Linked DNA regions of Homo sapiens: region 2 is linked to region 1. A link is a contact called in ENCODE Hi-C data. All regions are on one chromosome and are shown on one strand. The core of a region is the stretch at or near the end of the contact, and the rest is flanking DNA. Distances in the headings are between cores, read along the strand shown.

Region 1 (7,087 bases), core at 1,377-3,876:
CTTGAAGGGGTAACCAATGTGCCTGGGGACCAGTAAGTATGAAGCAAGAAGGTTTAATACATTGCAGAAAATTCCTAGAGCTCTAGGGTCTTTAGCATGGATGCATCATGGGGCAGGGGGTTTGTGTGGTGTGGGAGGTGGACAGATGGGAGCTGGTGCTGCCTTGCATGGTGGGAAGGAATTTTAAATTTTTGTCCTGTCAGTGATGGTCAGTCACTGAGGAGGTCTAGGGAGAGGGCAACTTGGTAAATTTTTGCTTTTTACTTCCACAGGAAGTTGGAAGATGACTTGCAGAGGGAAATACTAGAAGTCAAGAGGACATTTATGACACTCTTACAATGATCCATGTGAGACAGGATGTCAGAGCAGTGGCTGGAGAAGAAAGATGAGGGAATAGATGGGGACCTGTTTAAGGAATAGAACTGGCAGGATTTGAGGAGCAACTGTGCGTGGCCAGTGATTAACAAAAACTAGGGTAGTTAAAATATCTGTGTCCTAAAAAGTCACTTAGTTGGTAATTATCATTCAAATTATACTAGCTTGAGTACCATTTTAATATTTAGACTCCAAATTCAAGTAATAGTTCCATGCTTTCTGCTTCAAATGCTACAATACACCTTGGCCAAATTTAAACACAAATTAGTAGATGGTGCTTCCATTAATTCTTTAGTCCTCAACTTAATCGCACATAAAATTTTCCAATGGTTTCAAAATCCAAGTCAGTAAGGTCTAAGCCTTTTAGAGAGTTAATTTTACTGCTGTTTCCTCTTGTTCATGAGGCTAATTTTAAACATAGCCTTTGGATATGCTGTAAGTTGGTAATAATGCCACAAAAATACATAGACCAATGCTTGAGAATAAGAGTCAACAAATATCAATATGCTTGTTTCTGATTTGAGTGAATACCAGTCAATGTTTTTGACAAACTAAATAGGAGATCGAGGTTGCAAAATTCAAAGGCCTATGTAGTCCAGACCAATAACAAATAAAGTGGAGAAGTTTAAGTAAGTTCACATTGTGCATACATGTGGTGAGGATTACAGGAAAATATAGGACCTATGCCCTGTCTAAAAAAAAAGTTCCTACCATTCTCTAGCCTTTCATTACTATGCAGAAAGGCTGGTCCAAGGCTACTAGATATTCCAGAGGTTTTTTAAAGAATAGGTGACTATCTGGCTAATTAAAAAAAAAAATCTGGTCCAAACAAACCATGTTTGTGGACATAGCCCATGAACCACCAGTTTGTAGACCCTTGCTATTCAAAGGTTCTATAAAAATAAATTCAGCAGAAAATGCTTTTCAAGTAAGAAAAAATGCTTCATTCCAACTCCAGGAGGGTTAAAAATGCTTCAGGCAAACAAGCTAAATGACAATAAAATATATTTACTGCTATAGTCGCTGGCTTACCAGGGACTATATAATCTAGGGACCAGCAGCATCAGCATCACCTGGGAACTTGCTAGAAATGCAGAATCTGAAGCCTCATCCTAGACTTGCTTAATCAGAACCTACACTTTTAACAAGGTCCCTGGTGACTGATATCCGTGCTAAAGTTTGAGCAATGCCGGCTTGAACGCGCTCGTGCACAGAGCCTAGATGGCATACTTTCTTCCTCTATACCCCAGAGCAGACATGCAGAATAATTTTCTGTTATGAAAGCAGAGCATGGGTCGTTTTTTGGAGAAGAGGGAGGTAGTATCCTGCTCCAACAGGGCCCTGTTTGAGTTGACTCAAGGGAGCCACAAAATGTCTTCTGAAGTCCACAGGTCCATGGGTAGCATAATAAACGTGTCTTATGCAGGGACGGAACTAGGTTGAGGCCAGTAAGATACTTGCCCAAGGTGCAAATTTTACAGAGGTACCAAAATACCTAGTAATCAAGATCAATAATACTTTAATGCAATAATTTTTTAAATTAAAATTAATGCAAAGAAACTCAATATACAAAATATCATAATTTTCCAACTCGCCTCATCCTAGTTCCAGCTCACATTCTGTTCATGCCAATTTAAATATTTCTGTAATCCATTGTCTCCTGCTATTCATACTTGTCCCTCAAAAGCCACTGAACAAGAAGTATGATTTCAAACCTATAAAAATAAACTTAACAAAAAATGCTTTTCAAGTTGGAAAAAATGCTTTGTGCCAACTCTAGGAGGGTTCAAGATGCTTCAGCCAAACAAGCTAAAAGACAATAAAATGTATTTACCACTATAGTCTCTGATTTTGCAGGGAACCAACCCGTCTCCATCTTTTGTCCCTATTGTCTGCTTAAGGGACAGATAGTAGGGACATTATCTAAATGCCAAACCAAGAGTCGGAGTTACCATTAAGGAATGCAACACGCCTTTACTGTGATTGATATTCCAGTGACTTTGGGGGAGGAGAGAGGTTTGAAATGGGGCTTTGGCAAGCCAGCTGAGATGAAAATAGCTGGGAAGCTGCCTCTGTGTGTCTCTTTCACACATAGACTTCCGTTTCAGGGCCAGAACCTGGAAGTGCCCTGGGGTACAGGAAAGAAGAAACTCAGTTGAGAATGAATGAATCACCATTAGGCGTGTTTCAGTTCCTGTCTGGGGAGTACCAGCTGCAGATACCAAGAAAATACTAACTTTTCTTGCCAACTCTGTGCAGGCTGGAACAGAGAAGGAAGAGCTGACAAAGTGTGCACTTAACCACAGCTCTGGGGAGGCAATGCCTTGATATCCCCACGGTATTTATGTCTGCATCATTTATGCAGAACACTTCTAGGTTCTTCTGTTGTTAATTGGCTTCATGAGGGAGCAAATGAAGTCATCAGATGAAACAGATGAGCTTTGGAGCAAAATAGATGCAGTATCAGAGTCTATCTCAACCATTCACCTGAGTGTCTGCACTATCCCAGGCATCAATTTCTTCATCCTTGTGGGACTGGTATGAGATCATGCCTATGAAATGCTTTAATCTGTGACCTAGCAGGGAACTTGAAACCCAAGAGGCAAAAAACCATCCTTCTCAACCAACCTATAAGATTTCCGACTGACAGGAGCCCTCTATTTTATTCCCAGTACTTACCAGTAACTGACATTTGCATAGTGCGTTTAAAGTTTCAAAGCACTTTCCCTTAAAATCATTATACTGTGTCATTCCAACATTCCAATAAGTTAGGCAGGGCAATAATTATTATTACTGTTTTTAAATATGAAAACATAGCAACTATTAGAAACAGGTCTCTGGCTGAGTCCAACTAATGCTTCAAATCTTTTGACCTCTATGTTTTGCAAATATTTAAACAACAAATATTTGTTGAATATAAGACTTCAGGGACCCAAATGAAAAGTTCAAAATACTGATGACCTCATTCTAGACCCCAAAACTTCATTTTGTTGCATTTTTTCTTCTGATGACAGGTTATTAAGGTGCTCAAGGTGACAGGACATGTCTTTATAGATCTTGAAATCTCACCGAGCATCAAGAAGTGTGCTAACATAGAAGGAACCAGGGTTTGTCTTCTGGCTGATTGTGTAAAAATGATAATTGATCTATGGCTATTAGATGTTTGCATGCATTAGACGTTTGCTCATGTTTTCATGAATAAAATGAAATGGAGAATGGGCTTATTTTCATGTCAGTTGTAATCTTGTGTTAACACCCAACCCAGTACACATGGCTTTCTATAGCCACGACCACTGTAGTCCCTTTGGGATGCATCTGTCCTGAGTTGGCCAGGACCACCTCCCTTCTGCCTGGGCAGTTGGAGCTTTGGGAGTTCATCTTTCACAAACACTTTAGAAATTCTGAAGCCATTCTATGGGTCAGTGCTGAATTTAAGGAGCTACGTATCAACTTGAATCAGACTGATTACAACTCCTCTGAACCTAATTGGCAAAACCTAACTGCATTCATGTTTTATTAAAAGCAACTTTCATTACACAGGCGGTGCTGTCAGAAAAATAAATTACATCTGCAAGTACTTAGGTATAAAATTTTGCAGATAACTTCCAGTTGTCGGTAATTTTATATTAGAAACTGTTTTTCCAATACATGCTAAAACTTTGTTCATCAGTATTAAACACACTTTACCTACCACTCTTAGAATATTTATGGGACTTGTAATATAACCTTTTTTTTTCTTCTTTAGAGATTTAGTAAACTGTTTGCTGCCAACTTTAATTTTGGCAGCCTCCCTAGGCCCTTTGGAAACTATAGATTGGTTTGCGTTTTACATTCCACTGCTTACCATTCCCCCTCCTACAATAGATTCCGATCCATTTAAAAAAAAAAAAAATTAGTGTAAGTGTTGGCTGCAAAACAAGTGGGTCCCACTTGCAAATACAACAAATGAGTCATATAAACTTAGAGATGGGGAAAATTATAAAGAAGACCTAATTCACTCTCTACCACTGAATAAAATGTTTATATCTCCACTTTAGGAAGTTTTTGTTGACTGTCCCTATAGGAGCCCCCCAAAATTCTGTTTTCCTAGTTGTACCCCTAATTTACAACAATGCAGTCAGGTTGTATTTGTCACCACAACCAGATTCCAAAATAGACCTTTGTATTACTTCAGGATGCTTTTGCCAGCACCAAACATTGACTAGTAGTAGCTTAAGAAAGCAAAACTTTTGGCCAGGGGCAGTGGCTCACACCTGTAATCCCTGCACTTTTGGAGGTCGAGGTGGGAGGATCACTTAAGGCCAGGAGTTTGAGACAAGCTTGGGCAACATAGCAAGACCTTGTCTCTACAGAAAAAAAAAAAGTAGCCAGGCATGGTGGCATGTGCCTCTAGTCCTAGCTACTCAGAAGGCTGAGGCAAGAGGATTGCTTGAACCCAGGAGTTCAAGGATGAAATGACATGATTAAGCCAGTGCACTTCAGCCTGGGTAACAGAGCAAGACCTTGTGTCTAAAACAGATAAGTTAATAATTTTTAAAAATAAATTGAAAACAAAACTTTTTATTTTGAAATGACTTAAGTTAACAGAGCACTACAAACATTGTATAGAGAGTCCCATACACCATTTATCTGGCATCTTCTAACATTAACATCCTACATAACCAAGGTACATTTGTCAAATATGAGAAATTAACATCAGTACAATACTATTAACTAATTTACAGGGTTGATTTGGATTTTTTTTTTTTTGAAGATTTTCCTCTCATGTCATTTTCTGTTCCAGGATTCAGTTCAAGATCCTACGTTGCACTTAATTTTCCTCATTTTCTTCTCCAATCTGTTATGGCAACTTAGTATTTCCTTGTCTTTTATGACCTGGAAACTTTTGAAGAGTACTGGCCAATTACTTTGTATAATGGTCCCCAATTTGAGACTATATAGTCTTCTTCCATGACTAGACTAGGGTTGTCCTTTATGGGAAGAATGCCATCAAGGCAAAGTGCTCTATACCTGCAGGCATGTGATGATGTCTCATCACTGGTGATGTTAACCTGGATCACTTGGATTAGGTAGTGACGGCCAGGTTGCTCCACTGTAAAGTTGCTGTTTTCTCTTTGCAATTAATAAATATATGTGGGGAGAGATATTTAATGAGAAATATCCTACTTCTCATTAAACTTTTGCTCACTAATTTTAACATCCCTCAGTAGATCTTACTTGCAGTAATTATCACTGAGGTATTCCGGTGGTGATTTTCTTTTTCTTGCTTCTTTCTGTCTATTAATTGGAATTTTTCTGTAATGAAGACGTGTATTTTCTGCTGTTTTTATTTATTTGATTATTTGTTTATCAGTAGAGACACAAGGATATTTTATTCTTTAGGTTATAGCAATCACATCATTATTTATTTTGTTGCTGAAATTTTCCCCAATCGTGTAGATCATTGGGAACTTTTTCAGGTTGGCTCCTGTGCCCTCCTGCTGTTTTTGTTTTTGTTCTGAGACAGGGTCTCACTCTGTCACCCAGGCTGGAATGCAGTGGCACAGTCAATCATGGCTCACTGCAGCCTCAACCTCCCAGGCTCAAGCAACCCTCCCACCTCAGCCTCCCGAGTAGCTGAGACCACAGATGCATACCACTACAACTGGCTAATTTTTTAAAAAAATTTTGTATAGTTAGGGGTCTCACTATGTTACCCAGGCTGGTCTCAAACTCCTGAGTTCAAGTCATCCTCCTGTCTAGGCCTCTCAAAGTGCCGAGATTACAGGCACAAGCTACCATGCCTGGTCTCCTCTGCCCTTTTAACATGCATATTACTTTTTTTTTCTTTTAAAGTACTTCCTTTTGTAAAAATTTTAACTGACAAATAATAATTATATATATTTATGGGGTACAATGTGACATTTTGATATAAGTATACATTGTGGAATGACTGAATCAAGCTAATTAACATATCCTCTAGCTTGTCTTTTGTTGTGATGAGAACATTTAAATCTACTCTTCTAGCAATTTTGAAATATACAATGCAGTATTAATAACTATGGGTCACCATGCCATGCAATAGATCACTAGAACTTAGTCTTCCTGTCTAACTCATTGCTTTATGGCACCACAATATGCCCCAGGCTCATCTTGATTTTTTTTTTTTTTTTTTTTTTTTACCCTAGCCCAGGAATCAACCACTTTTGCAAGGAGCCTTGGTTTCTTTTATTGGAGAATGATATTTAAGTGCTAGGAGTGCTGCTTGATACTGGGACATTACTGTTTTTATGTCTTCTAAGGAGATAGAGCTAGGAAATGTAAACCTATATATAAACACTAGCCCATGTGTACACACATATTTATGTTTACTTTGTTATTGAACTATCTGCATATATATACATATATATACACACATATGTATTTAAAATCATGAGTTTATACTAACAGCTCTGACTCTAAGTCTCCACCACAGGGTTTAGTCTAGCTTTCTTCACTTCCTCATTTGTATTATAATTTCTTCCTCCGACCATGGGAAACCTGTTTCTCATTATCTACAATATATTTACTATTTGTCCAGTGCTACTATACATATAGTTTCGGAATTGCTAACCCTTCCCCTGTGAAAAACACATTTGCCAACTGAGTACGGTGTTTGTGTGCGGTTCCTTTTGCCTTTAGCCTGATAGTATCCAGTGAGAACACTGTATTCCAAAGTGATTTAGATCAGTTC
Region 2 (7,087 bases), core at 2,154-4,653, 1.5 Mb before region 1:
ACTCCAGCCTGAGTGACAGAGCAAGACTCTGTCCCCCCAAAAAAAGAAAGAGACAGGGTCTCACTCTGTCACCCAGGCTGGAGTTCAGTGGCACCATCACAGCTTACTGTGGCCTTGAACTCCTGGGCTCAAGCAATCCGTCTGCCTCAGCCTCCTGAGTAGCTACGACTACAGGCATGCACCACCATGCCTGGCTAATTTTTTATTTTTTTGCAGAGATGGAGTCTTGCTATGTTACCCAGGCTGGTCTTGAAGACTGGCCTCAAGTGATTCTCCCACCTCTGGCCTCTGAAAGTGCTGAGATTACAGGTGTGAGCCACCATGCATGGCCTAAATCTATTAAAAAAATATTTATTGTGGGTATAGAGTGTCACAGTTCAGAAGAGAGACTCTGGAGTGAGACTGTTTGGGTTGAATCAGGTTCTGCCACTTACTAGCTGGATGACCTAGGACATTTATTTAACAGCTCTGCACTTTAGTTTCCTCATCTGTAAGCACTATGAAAAAATCTTACTATTAATATAATAATAATAATTATTATTAGACACTGTACTCAACACAGGGAATACAGTTGTGAAGAAGGCAGTTTTGAACCCTACTCTCATGAAGCTAAAACAAGGGGCTCTGAAATCACCTATCAAACATCCTAAATGTAGAGAAACATAGGGCCAAAGAGGTGAAGTGACTCCTACCAAGGCCAAACAACTAGTTAGTGAGTGAGTCCTAGTGAAGACCAGCCAGGACTAGGCAGAGAGTTCCAGATTGCAAGCCACTGTTTCTCCATTGCCCAGTACAATGCAACCAGCATCACCCAGATTCACACCTTCTGGAAACTTAATAGCCCTGAAGTATGAGAGTAGATTACAGAAATCAACTGGAAGCGGCCCAACAATTCTACACATTCCTGACCTCCACTTTTTTCCTACGACCCATTCCTTACACTGTTGTCCTTACCTGGCCTACATATGATCTCTCTACAAATTTCAGATGTGGAGTTCATGATGGAGACGACATGGAAATGCCCAACTCCCTGACACCACTTGATTTTCACTTGTGCTTAAAAATCTTAAACAAGAACAAGGGTTGGGTCTCTCACAGACCTCTTGTAAAGGCTCAAATCCAAGTATGGTGTGGCCTAAAGTGTATACAATACTAGGGTACTCTCCTTAGAAAAGGAATACATTATTATGAATTAAAAATTAGGTACAAGGCCTTGTAAGGGACACCTGCAAATGAAGAGCCCTGAGGTTTCCTGGTAAATCCAGCTTTGCTCCTATAGTTGCCTAATTTCTTTCCTTCTTCCTTTCTTCTTTCCTTCCATTTATCTAACTTGCACCTACCCTACCATCTAGCACCCACTGTACACCAGGCAGTAACTTCATAAGTTTACATCCTGATTAAAAAATTGTCGGCCTGGGCAATTTAGTGATATCTCATCTGTACAAAAAATTTAAAAATTAGTTGAGTGTGGTGGCACATGCCTGTGGTCCCAGCTACTCAGGAGGCTGAGGCAGGAGGACCACTTGAGTATGGGAATTTGAGGCTGCAGTGAGCTGTGATTGCACCGATGCACTCCAGCTTGGGTAAAAGAGTGAGACCCTGTCTCAAAAAAAAAAAAAAAAAAAGAAAAGGAAAAAATGTGAGATTGGAGTAAAAAAGATTTATTCCAGTCAGCAGGTTTTTATCCATCTTATGATAAACTTGCTTTTCTTGATATAAAGGAATAAGATGATGTACACCTAATCTGTCGGTAATGTGTAAACAAGCTATGTGGGGCTGCTTGTTAGATGCAGTAAATCCTAATGTAGCCAGAGGCTACAGCTTTCTATTTACACTTGTGAACACACCCAGAGGCAGGCTCTTCTATCATGAGCACAGTGAACAAGTAAAACAACCCTTTCAGATGGTACAGGGCAGTGACATAGCCATCTAGAGAAAATATTATATAGTTACACATAATTATATATAATAACATGTTTTATGCACATCATCTGATTTCATGTTCACACCATCTGATGTAGTAGTAGGATGGTTTTATTAAAAATCCCCATATTACAGATTGGAGACAGAGGCCTATAGTGACTTGCCAATGTCATAGAGCTTCTAAGTGTTTGTGAAGGTAGATTCTACTCAAGCTGGGGGTGGCAGCTCACGCCTGTAATCCCAGCACTTCGAAAGGCCAAGGCCAAGGTGGGTGGATTGCTTGAGCCCAGGAGTTCAAGACCAGCCTGGACAACATGGTGAGACTCCATCCCTACAAAAAAATTAAAAAATTAGTCGGGCATGGTTGTGCATGCCTGTAGTCCCAACTACTTGGGAGGCTGAGGCGGGAGGATCACTTGAGCTCAGGAGTCCCAGGCTTCACTGAGCTATGATCAGCCACTTTACTCCAGCAGCCTGGGCAACAGAGCAAGACCCTGTCTTTTGGAAAAAAAAAAAAAAAAAGACGAATGAGTCTAAATTCAGAGTGCTTTCTAATTCAAAAGGAACAGTGATTTTCAGTTAATATCGCTTTTTACAGGTGTGATACCCAAGGATCACTTCTCTTTTAATTTCCTTTCCCATAGCAGCCCTATTCTCCTCACATTCAGAGGACACAAAGACTGTACAGGCAGCAACTGCACAAAGAACCCATAGACAAAATAAGTAGGGGCCATTTTGTGGATAATTTGGGAATGGGAATTCGGTCCTTGTGGCAGGAGAAGTTTTCTTCGGCTCACATTCTCCGGGTGAGTCATGTAGGTTTATCCCATTATTTGCACAATTCCTCACCTCTCCCCGTGGGCTGCAGTATCACCCAGCCACAATGGCATCTGCCCTTCACCGCTTCATCCCCTGCAGCCTGCTTGGTCAGGGCCTGGCAGGGAGCTGAGGAGCCCAGAGAGGGAGGGGAGGAAGCACGCGGCCGCCAGTGGCTGTCAGCTTTCCCAGCTGACTCAACTCCCCACCTCCTCCTCCCCCGCCCTGCACACAGCCACCAGCCTCCTAACTTTCCATTTCCAGGCCTCTGGGGTGGGAGCACCCCCTCCCGCTGCCCGGGGCGCCTGGTCTGCAGTCTGGGGCTGCCAGGGCACCACGCCAGCTGGCCTGGCGGGCTCTCTCCCGGGACTCTTAGAGTCTGCTGTCATGGAGAGAACGGAATATAGGTCAAGGTGCTCTCGGAAGGGCCCAGGGGAGGATCACCTGACTGGGAGGTGTGTGACTCAGCGGGAAGGGAAGGGGTGGAGCCGAATCTCCCGCCCGGAGGAGTCCGGAGGAGGAAGAGGTCAGGTTGCCTCTGTCTGGCTGATTGTCAGGGGAGGAAGGAGAAAGCAGCTGGAGGCAGAAGGAAGGATAAGATGACCTCTGGTGACCTATCTAAGGTGGAACACAAATCCATTCCAGAGCGGGCCGTCCCCCTCGGTGTAGCTGAAACCACTCCCAGCTCAGAACTCTCTCTGTGGTCGTGAAGACCTAATTAGCTGCCAAAGTGAGAAACCAAATTAACCGAACGCTCATCACTCCAGACTCCATCGACCCAGGCCCCTAAAAGAAACCAAAGACCCTGGTACAGCACACAAAGGTGGCCATCCCCATTAGAAGCAATTCGATCGTTTCCCCCAATCAATTCTGAATATGAAAATTACTAACCCATTTTATTTTACGGGTCCACACGGCAGGGGCCTCCTTTCAAGGGTGCGGCAGTTGCTGCTGTTGCTGGAACAGCAGCTGCTCTGTCTGAGCCTCACTTCCTCTGGCTCCAGCTGCAGGTTCCTCCTGGCCAAGCAGGGAGTTTCCTCATTCTCAGGGCTCTGGGCCCAGGCCTTGCTAGCGGCCACCCTCACCTCCCACCCTCAGCTGCTCACCACCCACCCTCTGTGGGTAGTGCTCTGGGACTCCCTCGTTCCATGAGTCAGAGCCAGGCTGGAGACAGACAGTAGGCTTCCTTTATTAAATCAGCCTCCTGCCCCGTACACTATAGAGGAAAGCTATAATTACTCCTTTGGCCTGGCTCTGAGAACTGAGCCACAGACGCTTGACTAGGAGCGACGGTTCTTGATTTCTGCATTTATCTAATGATGCACCCCAGTTTGGAAATAAGAATAACAGCCAGGGGTTAAGGGCTTGTTACACAAACGTCAGATGTTTTGCATATGTAATGGGGTGCATTGGGCCTGGATAGTCATGTAGATTGCTAGAAAAATCGCTATATTAAGGCTGCCAGGAGTTTTCTGTTTTGTTTTGCATGCCTCCTGCCTCGCGTTGATTGAGTCACACTTGAGGTGGCCTGCTCATTGCTGATGTTGGTTTACAAGAGACAAAGAAAAAAGCAGCCAAACATTGTTTCGGGTCTCCAGGTCAGGACTCTTTCATCCCTTAGGTATAATAGACACAAAATCTCAGGCCTCCCAGCTTTTCTTTCTTTCTTTTTTTTTTTTTTTTTGAGACGGAGTCTCACTCTGTTGCCCAGGCTGGAGTGGGGCAGAGCCATATCAGCTCACTGCAACCTCCACCTCCTGGGTTCAAGCAATTCTCCTGCCTCAGCCTCCCAAATAGCTGGGATTACAGATGCCCAACACCATGCCCAGCTTATTTTTGTATTTTTAGTAGAGACGAGGTTTCACCATGTTGGCCAGGCTGGTCTTGAACTCCTGACCTCAGGTGATCCACCCGCCTCGGCCTCCCAAAGTGCTGGGATTACAGGCGTAAGCCACCACGCCTGTCTGCCTCCCAGCTTTTCTACTGGTTTACAGAAATGTCTGAAACCTGAAAAAACAGTTGGTTCCAATTTTTTTTTTGAGACGAAGTCTCGCTCTTGTCCCCCAGGCTGGAGTGCAATGGCACGATCTCGGCTCACTGCAACCTCCACCTCCTGGGTTCAAGTGATTCTCCTGCCTCAACCTCCTGAGTAGCTGGGATTACAGGCACCTGCCACCACACCTGGCTAATTTTTGTATTTTTAGTAGAGACAGGGTTTCACCATTTTGGCCAGGCTGGGCTCGAACTCCTGACCTAAGGTCATCCACCCATCTCGGCCTCCCAAAGTGCTGGGATTACAGTGTGAGCCACCGCACCCAGCCTGGTTCCAAAATTTTTAAAAACCACAAAATCAAAATAATATCGTCAATTTTCATTAACTATTCAATTTAGTATTCATTGATTCATTCACTTATTCATCCATTCCTGCAAGCATGCATTTATTTCTTCATTCAATAAATATTTGTTGAGTTACCTCTCTGTGCCACACACAGTTACAGGTACTAGGGACACATTAAGTGCTAAATTCACTAAAGATACAGACAAAACTAAGCATACAAATATCTCTGCCCTTGTGGGTCAATAATAGACACAACAGACCAGGTACGGTGGCTCATGCCTGTAATCCCAGTGCTTTGGGAGGCTGATGGGGGCTGATTGCTTGAGCCTAGGAGTTTGAGGCTGCAGTGAGCTATGATCGTCACCCAGGCACTCCAGCCTGGGTGACAGAGCAAGACTGTGAAAGAAAGAGAAAGAAGGAAGGAAGGAAGGAAGGAAGGAAGGAAGGAAGGAAGGAAGGAAGGAAGGGAGAGCGAGGTTAGAGGAATTGTTGATAAAGGAGGAATTGGCATTTCAGAATAATCTGTGAGTTAGATATCTCTCACAGCGAGAGTTCTCAAGTCTGCATGATTGCTGAGAAATTATAACCAATTATAAATTGAGTTAAATTCTTTAAGCCATGTTTATAATCAAAATGTAAGTGTATTTAAATATACTTGATAAGAGATAAAAAGTAAAAGTACCATGGCATGTGACCCTATCTCTGGTTATGGGTAGGTGCTGTGGGTTGAATATTTGTCTCCTCTAAAACTCATGTTGAACTTTAATCCCCAATGTGGCAGTATTGAGAGATGTGGTCTTTAAACGGTGCTTGCATCATGAGGGCTCTGCCCTAATGAATGGGTTAATCCATGAGTGGATTAATCCACTCATGGATTAATGGGTTATAATGGGTGGGGACTGATGGCTTTATAAGAAGAACAAAGACCTGAGCTAACATGTTAGCACACTCAGCCCCCTCACCATGCGACACCTTGGACCACCTTAGTACTCTTCAGAGAGTCCCCTCAAGCAAGAAGGCTGTCACCAGATAGGACCCCTTGACCTGGGACTTCTCAGCCTCTGTAACTGTGAAGAAATTTCTTTTCTTTATCAATTATCCAGTTTCAAGTGTTTGGTTATAAGCAACATGAAAGAGAATAACACAGTGAAGTTATTTCATTCAAGAATTTATTGAGCACCTATAATATAGTAGCTAAGGACTTAGGTGTCAGATGCCAGCGTTCAGATCCTGGCTCTATCATTTACTACTTGTGTGATTCTGGGAGAGACACTTAGTTTCAGTTTCCCATCTACAAAATTGGGGTAGTATAGAACTTAACTTATAGAGTTTCCAGAATAATTAAATGAAATAATAAAAGTAAAGGTGTCAGTTAATATAGCACCTGGCACTTAATAAGCAAGCACTCAATAAATGTTATGGCAAAAATCGCAATTATTTTTGCACCAACCTAATATTATCATATTGTTGGTTTAATAATGATGAGGTACCCGGCATTGTGTTGGGTATTGGCGACCCAAAGTTGAATAAGACAGTGACGTGGTCCTAACTGGGAAAGGCTTTGCAAGCATTCTGTGCTTCATTAAATCCTTACGTCTTGGCTGGGCATAGTGGCTCATGCTGGTAATCTCAACACTTTGGGAGGCTGAGGTGGGAGGATCGCTTGAGCCCAGGAAGTTGAGGCTGCAGTGACCCATGATTGTGCCACTGAACTCAATCCAGCCTGAGTTTTAGAGACCCTATCTCTAAAAAAAAAAAAAAAAAATCTTCACAGTCCCCTTGCAGGATGACCCCCACTGCTCCACCAACTGACCACTGTAAACCATATTTGGAAAGGCAATAACCATGAAGAGATCACAATGAGATGTCACTTAATACCCTTTCAGTTGGAAAAAATTAAGAAGCTTGATAATACCAAATTGTTGGAAAGAACACAGATCAATTGGATATTTATATGTTTGTTGTTACTGGGATTGTAAATTGATAAATTCACATTGTTTCCCTGGAGAC

The links. Hi-C counts contacts between places; a loop is a spot of excess contacts on that map. Pooled maps may share reads with other maps.
Region 2: a loop to region 1 is called in a pooled map, with 21 times the contacts of the local background. The contact joins two enhancer-like sites. A Hi-C loop is called at or near these places in 2 of 37 single-sample maps with no recorded cell type and 2 of 50 pooled maps.

The regions. Positions count from the first base shown.
Region 1 is chr16:51,565,195-51,572,281 of GRCh38, reverse strand. No RefSeq gene overlaps it. Among named protein-coding and RNA genes, the nearest start is that of HNRNPA1L3, 77 kb to the left of the region's middle. Within about 2 kb of position 2,626, at least 2 of the 41 ENCODE cell types and tissues checked have a DNase peak (open chromatin) inside an H3K27ac peak, as active enhancers do.
Region 2 is chr16:53,095,812-53,102,898 of GRCh38, reverse strand. All of the region lies in intron 1 of CHD9 (chromodomain helicase DNA binding protein 9), which reads right to left. Among named protein-coding and RNA genes, the nearest start is that of CHD9, 44 kb to the right of the region's middle. RefSeq lists enhancers at 2,570-2,669, 3,620-3,699, 3,790-3,839, 2,742-3,941, 3,900-4,029 and a silencer at 2,970-3,079. Within about 2 kb of position 3,403, at least 40 of the 41 ENCODE cell types and tissues checked have a DNase peak (open chromatin) inside an H3K27ac peak, as active enhancers do.